Linked DNA regions of Homo sapiens: region 1 is linked to region 2. The links are chromatin loops, found by intact Hi-C in ENCODE. Cell type or tissue: endothelial cell of umbilical vein. All regions are shown on one strand. Each heading gives the region's core, and the rest is flanking DNA. Links, peaks and the distances in the headings are about the cores only. Region 1 overlaps LOC101928272 (a long non-coding RNA gene). Region 2 has its middle 120 kb from the start of LINC02676.

The links. Hi-C counts contacts between places; a loop is a spot of excess contacts. Peaks named below come from ENCODE experiments on the same cell type or tissue, not always from the same donor. Only the 100,000 strongest peaks of a DNase experiment are listed, where the experiment ranks them.
Region 1: a loop joins it to region 2, with 4 times the contacts of the local background. A loop is called at or near these places in 4 of 110 quality-filtered maps.

What each region holds. Positions count from the first base shown.
Region 1 is chr10:9,208,413-9,210,912 of GRCh38, forward strand. The region is part of intron 4 of LOC101928272 (a long non-coding RNA gene); the gene reads right to left. Among named protein-coding and RNA genes, the nearest start is that of LINC00709, 66 kb to the right of the region's middle. In endothelial cell of umbilical vein, for the core only: a CTCF peak has its summit at 976 (motif pointing left); a DNase peak (open chromatin) is centred at 979.
Region 2 is chr10:9,014,808-9,022,253 of GRCh38, forward strand. No RefSeq gene overlaps it. Among named protein-coding and RNA genes, the nearest start is that of LINC02676, 120 kb to the left of the region's middle. In endothelial cell of umbilical vein, for the core only: no CTCF peak of the experiment used is centred there; a DNase peak (open chromatin) is centred at 3,564; H3K27ac peaks cover 1,310 bases.

The DNA.
Region 1 (2,500 bases), core at 1-2,500, 190 kb after region 2:
TGCTTGCCAAAGTTTTTATATGTTAAAATAGTAATAAGGAGTTATAGATAAATGTGTTTCCTGAACTAAGGATAATTAAATTTATCAATTTTTTTTATTTCATATATTTACACAAATTTTCTCCCTCTTTATTTTACCTTAAAAATGTGATCATTTTACCCCACTCATGTTTCCCATCCATATAACTAAGCAAAGTTATTTGGCATTAAATCCTTCCTTCTCTGAACAGAAGTGATTCATTGTTCCAGATAATATCTAACACCTTCATAATTATCATTAATCTTTGAATTAATACAAATTTAGATATTTATATATTTTAACACCACACAAAATTCGTTGTAAAAACCTTTAGCTTCTTTAGTATACCTAAAATAATGTTTTCAAAGGTTTTTTCCTTACTGTAAGTTTAAAACCAATTCACTGTGGAAAACTAAACTGTCATCAGCTAATTGTCTCAACTACAAACATTTATTTGAAGTGTGTATACATGTCAGAATGTGTGTGTGTATAGCTTGTGAGAACAAGTGATTTAGACTATAAAATGCTGAAAAGAGTGAAGGCTATTCTTGCTATATGGTAGAAAGTGAATTCATAACAAGTATATTTTTGAGATGTTGGTCCTGTGCAAGCTTAACATCATTCAGCAGCGGAAAGGAATCTGGTGCCCTATTTGTACTTCCATCTCACCTCCTATTCACTTTCTTTGTAACCTTTTTTCTTCTTATGAACTTGGCATTCTATTGAACATCAGGTTCCCAAAGAGTAATAGCAAATAAGGAAGCTTTATGGGCTGCCTTAGCATCGGGTGCACCAGAAGACGACAGATCCCAAAGGAATGCGAGATGTGTGCTGGAGACTCACCCCAGCGTATTTACACTTTGATGGTCCTGAGAAACTTAGGACCCAAGGGTTGTGGCGCTAAATCTCATCAAAGGTACCATGCACATTTTAGAGACAAAAGCTGGCATTGCCATCCAGTGGCGACATCCGGTATTGCATGTTCAACCAAACCCCGTTTGTTTTGCTTGGACACCGTGTCCTACATAGAAAATAAAATACAATGACTTTGTTTATTTTCTCTTCTATCTTAACAATTCAATGTATGTAATAAGCAAGCAGAAGTAGTTGTTAAAGTATCTTTCATTTTAAGTTAGTTTTACTATTTCCCCTCTAGGTTTGGATGTAGCGTGTGTAGAATGAACAAATGTGTAGGCAAAATAAAAATTTACTAATATTTTTGAACGAAGATTTAAAGTACTTAAAATGGACTCCAAATGAGCAACTCTTTATAAGATCAGGGAATTTCTAGTGATTAAAAATCGCAATGGTTCGGCCCATTTATTTTAATAGCATTACTATTAACTCAAAGATGTATTGATATGGACTCACACCAAGGTTGTGATTATACCAACCTAAGCTCTCCAACTTAGAGTACCTGGTGCAGTTCACATGTGTGTGTTTAATAAACGCATGAACTAAGAAAGAAGAACATGGAGAGATTTTTCCTGTTGTCAGTTTGATGTTGAAGGGCACATTGTTTTTCTATTATGTTGCTGATTTCTGTATTTATTCCACATATATCAGAAACATTTCTCCCACCTTCTGGGTAAATTGCAATGGAGGTCTCACCCAGAACATTTAGGTTTGAATTGGTTAACAATTCAAGCAGCCCTACCTTTTCAGCACTTTTTATTTTTTAAAAAAAATAGCATTTTGTTTTTCCTTCAAACCTCACATCTTCCAAGCCCTTCAAAGAGCTGTACTGATGAATGCATGTTTCTAATAGACTTCAAGAGGGTTATCCTGGACGCCTGGTATAAGTTCAGGGGTCCCCTCCCCCTTTATTTACCTGTTATGTGTCATTAGCTCCTGCTTTTTTTTAATGTTACAAACTCTGTGTACTTTTTGTAGGCATTGGTTTTCAATGCTGCGTTGCCATTTGGTTTTCATTCATAGGAGAAGTTTAAAAGGAGAAATGAGATCTTACATGAAAGATTGTGCTCAGCACTTTTTATTTGGCAGGGGAAAATATGAGTGGAGTTATTTCACCTAAGACATAGAATTATTTTGTTACGTGAAAGACATTATTTATATTTTCTTATGTTAATACAAATATATAACGCATTCAAGGTAATCCACAAAGCTAAAATGAAAATCCAGTTATCTGAGATTTGTTTCCTTGGCATACGTACTAACCAGTCTATAGGGGGCCTTTGGCACATAAATGTTCATTTACTTTGAGCTTAGTGGCATCAGCCATTTTTAACAAACCATAAACTGCTAACAAGCTTCAACATAAAGAAGAAACATATAAAGACAATATGGATAAGATATGTAAATAGTAACACCCTGACTTACAATGACTTTTTTATTTGAAATAACTTTTATTAAGCAGAGTGAACTGAATGGATCATTTTCATGTATATTCACCCATTAAAATAATTTAAATATTTTCTTTAAAAAGAAAAAAATTGGTATTTGTTACCTTTCTGTTTTTCTG
Region 2 (7,446 bases), core at 2,575-5,074:
ACCCTTGAATTGCTGGTGCGTTTAAGGAAGAATGTTACAGATGTGGGCCCAATGCAAGTGAAACTATTGCTACTCATAGCCTTAAAGACTGTCTTAATATGTACTTGTTTGAACTGCTTCCTCTCTACTGGACCAGTTTTTCCATCCTTTTCTGTTATCAGCTGAAGAAAGATCTATTTTTGAAATTTGTTCCCATAACTAAAATGTGGTGGATTAACTTTGGCCATGAAGCTAAGTATTGTGAAGACGGAGATGTAAAAGTCAACACTATTAAAATCAACCACTCTCTGGGGACCTATTCTCCTTTTGATAGACTCAGAGTGTTCATTAGTTCTTTTGAATTTCTATGGGAGATCTGTGGGCAGAACCAAACCAGGAAATAGTTGCCTCCTAACTTTGAAAATACCAGGGGACCACATCGACACTTTCCACTATGTCATTCTGCTGACCCTTGAGCTCTGCTTTTATCTTCCTTAAATGAATCATTCCACTGTGGTTTTAATTAAGAAAAATCATGTTGTGGGGAGTGAAATGATCTGGGAAGGATCAAGCCAAAATTTATACCTAACTGGCTATCTTACAAACACAATGGATTTTTTTCCTGCATAATTCATTCCTTAAATTTTAAAAAATACCCTTAAGGAGAGGGGGGAAACATCATTTTTACAAAAATATTTTAATTAAAATCTTAAAGTGTTCATTTATTAATTTTATCAGAGGTATATAATTAAGCAACTCACTGTAGGTAATTAACACTCTGGATTGTCTAACACTGTCTAAAGTCCCCTAATCATTTAAAAAAATAGTTTCGCTTCTTTTGAAGCTCCTGTTTTTGTTTCCTGGGTGCTGTGATGAAAACCAAACAGAGCTGATATTTTCTTAGAATAATAAGCAACTTAAAATTTAAAGTTGTTTTGTAACTGTAATGTCTTACCTGACTGTGATAGTCTAAAGCGATGGTTCTAGAAACTGAATTTGTGACTCTTAGAATTGTGCAGACTATTTTAAAGGCATGACAATATGTTGGAAAAAATGGTTATTTCCAGGGAGTTTCTTCAGATAAAAAAATGGTTTAAATATAGTAATAAGTGTAATAGAGGAATTTAGTAAAACTAACACTTTTTAACAGTTTAATAGTAAGAACTGAGTGAGCCCAAGAAACTGAACTGGAGTTGAAAACAAACTTGTTCAACAATAGAGAAGAAAGGAAAATGGAAGCAACAGAGAATGGAGCTGTCTTCATTGCATGATTAGAGTTAAATGCAAATATGTGATGTTTGGTTTAAATGAATTTAATTGATCCTATAAAATAGTCCAGACTTTAGATGCTACATCTTCTACTATTTCTGTAATAAGCCAGATATTGTTAAATGAACTTATGTCAATGTAACTGACTAATAGAAGCTAAGTTTATTTTGGGAGGACTAATATATTCAAGGAAATTTTTCATTATGTAAGCAAGTGATTTGAAGAGACTTAAAATGGCTTTCATGTTTATGTTTTATAAGTTAATATCAGCTCCTGAAAATACAAACCACAACTACATTTAACACCATGTATGTAAGCCTACTTTTTCTAAAAAGAAAAAAAAAATCTACCTGAAGTAAGTGGAAATTTACCTCTGGTGCACAATTCAGAATGGAATATTTTAAGGACATGATAATAATGTAGTTTTTATTTTTTTAACCAAACCATGAAAAATAAAGTCCTATTTTATAACTAGGCAGACTGAAACAATTTAAGATGCTTATTATTGGCTCATTAATTATTTATTTAATTCTATCTTTTGATCAGATATTCTCTACAAAGTACAATGGTAAGATGCTTGGGATGCAATGTAGAGAAAATTAAAATTGTGGGTGGGTAGGCAAATAGTGTAATATAATTCAGTGACATTTACGTTCATGAGTCCAGTTGGCAAAAGGCATCGTATTTTTCACTAAGTGTAGGAAGAATCATAGAGAGATTCTTAGAGATCACTGATTCCATTTACAGTGGCCATGTAAATTCCTTAAATTCAAATGCAGCCCTTTTAAGGCCCACAGGGACAAGACGTTGAGAGAAGAGAAACAGCCCTATCAGCCTCGAAGTGAACAGGAGAGTGCTCCCTGGCACAAGGTAGTGTCTGAACCTGGCCAGAGGAAAACTCAGCCCAGAAATGTGTACAGCGGGAAGGGGAGCACTGTGGGAGCGGCTCCTGGGGATGAGGTCTGCAGTGCATCTAAAGAGAGTGTTAAAAGTAGAGGGGAGAGTGTGCACTTGGTTGGAGAGCTGGGGTTAGTCTCAGACACTTACCAATTATTTGTTATTTGGCAAATGATGTAACCGAGACTCTGTCTTCTCATTTATATGATGAGGACTACAATCTCATGTTGGTTAAGAAAATCAAACGTGCACAAAGCTAGATGATGCCCCAAATGGACTGGACAGGTCCCACAAATAGGGTTTTAGATTTGATGAATCTCTCTTTACTAATTATTCACACACTTAAATACTAAAAACATTTTATGTTGATAGAATCTCCATGGAAAATTCATCTCTGGACACATCTTCAGGCCCTGGGGAGCTTTCAAGGGAACATTTAACTTTTCAAGTAGGCAAGGAGGATGATACAAAAGAAGTTTAATTCCTTTGAAAAATCTATGGGTAACGGATATTATTTGAATTACAATGAATGATCAAGAAATATTTCCTTCTGTCTATGTTTGTTTCTCCCCATTTTCATAGCATCTAAAATATTTGGTTAATACCATTTAAAAATATCTAATTTACCACAGAGGGTAAAAATCAACATATTGTATATCCTGGAGTATCTTTACCGTAATTTCCAGTATAAAGTAAAAGGTTAGCCAAGTACTAAGCCATTTGCTATAAAATTTTTAAAGTCCTCTACAACTGAAAAAATTGTTTCCATTTCCTTATGGAAAAAGAGCTTCAGAATGATCAGAATGACTTCTCCATGGAAATTAATATACAATAAAATCTATTTTTTCTCCTTTAAATGAAATTGCTTCCTAGTTTCCAATGGCTAGCTCCACAAAAAAATTACTTGCTCCAGTATAAAAATGAATATTATTGGGTAGCATCTGGAATTCTAGCAATTGAATTCAAGTATACCTCATCCTTAAGGTCTCAAGCTACATTGGATTATTATAAATAACACACTAGTAAAATATCCTGATGTTGGTTTTTTGATTGTGTTTTTGTTCTTTGAAAACATTGAATTAGCCAAAATTGACTTTTCAATTTCGAAAGAAAAAGTGCTTAGAAAGTACTTTTTGTCCTCTTTTTTTTCCATTTTTTTTCTTTGTTTCTGGGAATCTAAACCAAACAAATCATGATAATTTCAGAAGAGATTAACTTGATTTTTTTCCTTCATCGGCAGCAGACTCTGACTTACCCACCTTTCCCACTATTTCTTTGAGTAAGGATTTGAACAATTTAAGCCTTCACATTTGGAATTTTATCTCTTTTAATCTTTGTAAATATTATGAGTAAAAATCAGGAAATGCCTCACTGGTACCCTTGGTTTCTCAGACAACTCACTGATTTATGGTCTTGAGACCATAAACTCATTTTCCTTATATGAATGACATTTCCACATCCACAACAATACCACCAAATATATGTATCTAGTTCTTACTAACTGCAAATCCTCAAAGTGAACTGCATGCATTTTAATGTTGCGTAGTTTGCTGATTTATGATTTCCCTTAATGTACATAGTTCACATTTTTTGGAAGAATTCCACAAAAGAAGAAGAAAAGGAAATCTAATCTAAAAATACTATTTTGGAGGGGATAGCAGATTGAAAATGAGAATTTTGAAAGTTTCAATACCAGTGGGGAAAGCATTTGCTAGAGTTTAGAAGGACAGCATATGGTACTTACAGGGGACCGCCAGGGGCCTCGAGAATCGGTATCCTGAGTCCTCTTGAAGAGCAGTAGAGGTTGTTTCATTAAGTGCAAACACATTGTTCTTAATTTGAAAACTGTGGGCAGAAACAGAAGCCCGAGACTAATTTTTCCATTGCTAACTCTAGATTCTCGGCCACTGGAGTCTGAAGATACTCTCTTTGAGAATGCATATTATTTTGCTCACAGCTAAAACATTTAAGTATCATAGCTGATCAGTGGAGTGAGATTAAAAGGTTTCTTTTTTGAATCATCAGCTAGAGATGTACAAGGGAGACAGCATGCAGGGTGTGTTCAGAAGAGCTTGCTGAGGTGCTCGGCTCTTAGCATTAAAAATGTGATGTTGGTATATCATCCTGATAGAAAACACTGCTTTCCAAATCCTAGTCACTGGATGGGAGGAAAGTAAGAACAGATTCTGCCAACCACTACTGATTTGTTATAATTCTCCCCATTGAAATTGGGACAAAATTTGTAACATGCTACTCTGAAATTGATCACATTCTCAATTCTGTCAATAGCAGAGAATTTAGCCTCAACACCACCAATTCAAAATAGTTTAGGTCTTGCCCCTGCCTGATTATGTAACAGAAAAGCATAAAGTTTGCAGGGTGGAGCGGGAGGATTTTTCTAGGAAACTTCCTTCTCTTCCATTAACGTGTGAATGAGTAAGGACAGTTAATCTCCGCTTCTGATATAAATATTAGGGGTAGAGGCTGAGTAGAAGACCCTCTTTTTGTTTTCAGTAGCTCATTCTCATTCACCAATGATAAGGGAGACTTGGCTCTCAACTATAAGTGTACACATGTACATCTTTAGAGAGTAGAGATACATCTGCATATAAAAAAAAAATCTGCCGTAAGTGATAGAGTTGAAAATAATGTCCTACATACCAGAATGTTCTTCTGAATTAGGCATCATGTAGGTATTCAGCATTCTTTCCATTTCCAAATTGCTCCCACTCCCTGTTTTTTCATCATCCCCTTTTTCCTCATTAGCTCATTGGAAATAAAGATTTTTATTTTATTTCATTTTTTTTTTCTGCAGAGAAGCACATATGTATGAGATTTAGGCAATGATTTCTCAAGGAAAAAATGTTTTAAAAGTACAGCATGGCTGGTGGTTTCAAAAAACGTAGTCATTCTTCTCACTGCAACAATGTAAGATAAGCAGGGTAGATCTGTTATTTCCAAATTAAAGGTGATTAAGATATATGGAGAGAGAACATGGCATGTGAGGTTTATAGGGCTAGAAACTGCAGAACCATGTAGAACCCACATTTAACTACAGTACAGCAATGGCACACTCTATCCTAATAATGACATCCTGTATAATTTAGTATGCTCTGTATCTCACTTTAAATGTAGCATTAAGGATGAAGCAGTAGAAAATGAACGCCGGGCCTTTTAATAATGAGGCTCAGGTTTGCTATCTTAATTTCAGGAATTAGGAATGGGAGGGATGCTAAGGAGACTGTTTAAATTTTTAAAAAGTTCTCTCTATGCCTGATACAGATGCAAATTGCTTGCTCATTACATTCTTTCAGCCTTTTTAAACAAGTTTGCTAAAACAATCATTCTCTGGCATTAAGACAGCTTACCTGCCAAGCTTGACATTTCTATAACCAAATCAATATTTCAATAGTCTCCAACTATAAATCTGATGTTGATTTGAATTCTAGGGAGTAATGAATGATCCAATTAGAAAACAAACAAAAAAGTAAAAAAAAATATAATTAGAGTGTTTATTCTTCCTTGATGATAAGGAGCCCTTGACAAGACAGAATGCTGTTGCCAGCAAGCCTCCTTCTTTACGTGTAATCGATCTTGGAAGTTAAAGGTTTGTTTGCATTTTTAACATTGAGAGTTAAATATATTCCTTTGATTGAGCTGTTAAGTGGCAGCTCAACTACCCCGGAGTTTATTATTCCTTTGTGTCTGAAATGTGCAGGAATTTTCTGCTACCTGAGATACACTTACAGATGAACATAGACATGGTAAAAAAAAAAAAAAAAAAAAAAAAAAAGTACTCAATGCATTCTCTGCTATATAGGAGGACCCTTGAAAGGTCTGTTGAGTGAATAGTAAATGTTGCTGCATTTCTTTTACTTTTACAGGTTTCCTTTGGGGAGTCTAGAATTTGATAAACAATCCGACCCATTGTGTTGATTGTTTACCTAATATGATCAAAACTCTTTTCGAGACAAGCCAGATTGAGATTCCAACAGGTTTGGTCTATTAAGGACAAATGATTGGATAAACAGGTTTCTCTCTCTCTCTCTCTCCCTCTTTCTCTCTCTCTCATACACACACACACACACACACACACACACACACACATTTATTTATTTAAAATTTATTTATAATGCTAAGAATAAAGTGATAAATGCTCAGGAGATGTCACAGTGCATTATTTACATTAATTCCTTCCTTGCTGGATGAACCAGCAATTCCCATGAAAGAGCTGAACCTAGAAGGCTCATGACAATGTGGTTGTGCTGAGAGAAAAATGCTGATTCACAAGTATGAGGAAGAGCAGAAGATAGGAATGGGTCCCCAGTGGGTCCTGCAATGATAAGACCTAGCTTGCCTGGGACATTAGGGGAATGAGATGACATTATTCAAAGACATTATGGATGCTAGGGTAAAGAGTTTTATTACATACGCAGTGGGATATCACTGAAGGTTTTGAGCAAGGGCTCAGAATTTAAATTTTGAAAATTTGCAACATGTTGTGACCAACTGGAGCTAAGGGATGATTGAAATAAGAGAAATGGTTGACACACGTGGAAAAACCAGGGTCACAGCGTTGAAAGGTCTGGACTGGGGAAGCTGCAGTAAATGTGCGAAAGAGACAGGTGCAGAAAATAAATTGGGTCTAGAATTAAAATGACTCCCATTTACCTGACAAACATACTTCATTTTTAACATAATTCTAAGGATGCTACAAGGAGCTAAGGACATTTGTACAAAGGACATTATATTTGTAAATATATAATAGTAGTATTTTCTCATGGGGCTCCAAAGTTGTATATTTCATTTATCTTTGAACTAGTAAGATAAACAATGGTGCAGGTTAAAAGACATTGTAGCATCAGAGATATGTCTGAGGTTTCAAACCTGGATGGGGAAGATGATTAAAAACCCAGGCTTTGGAGTCAGAACCACTTTAGGTTGAAGTTCCAGCTCCATTTCTCATTTCCAAGTTGCTTTGGATCAGCTTCTTACCCATCCTTAAGTCTGTTTCCATTTCTGTAAAGCAACCACCATAACGTGTCTTTTGCTGTTTGTTGTAAGAATTAAATGAGGCAATGAATGTAAAGTGCTTATAATAAATAGTAGCTGGTTAATGAGGAATTACTACTATGATTTGGTTTTAAAAAGTAAAATTGGTGGCAGAATTTGGAGGGCATATGATGAGTTCAGAGTGATACATATCCAGTAAGTATTTAGAAATGTACGACCAAGGAGAGCAAAAGTCCCAAATGGGAACTGCTAAGTCTAGAGATGGTAGTTGAATCCAGAAACACGGAT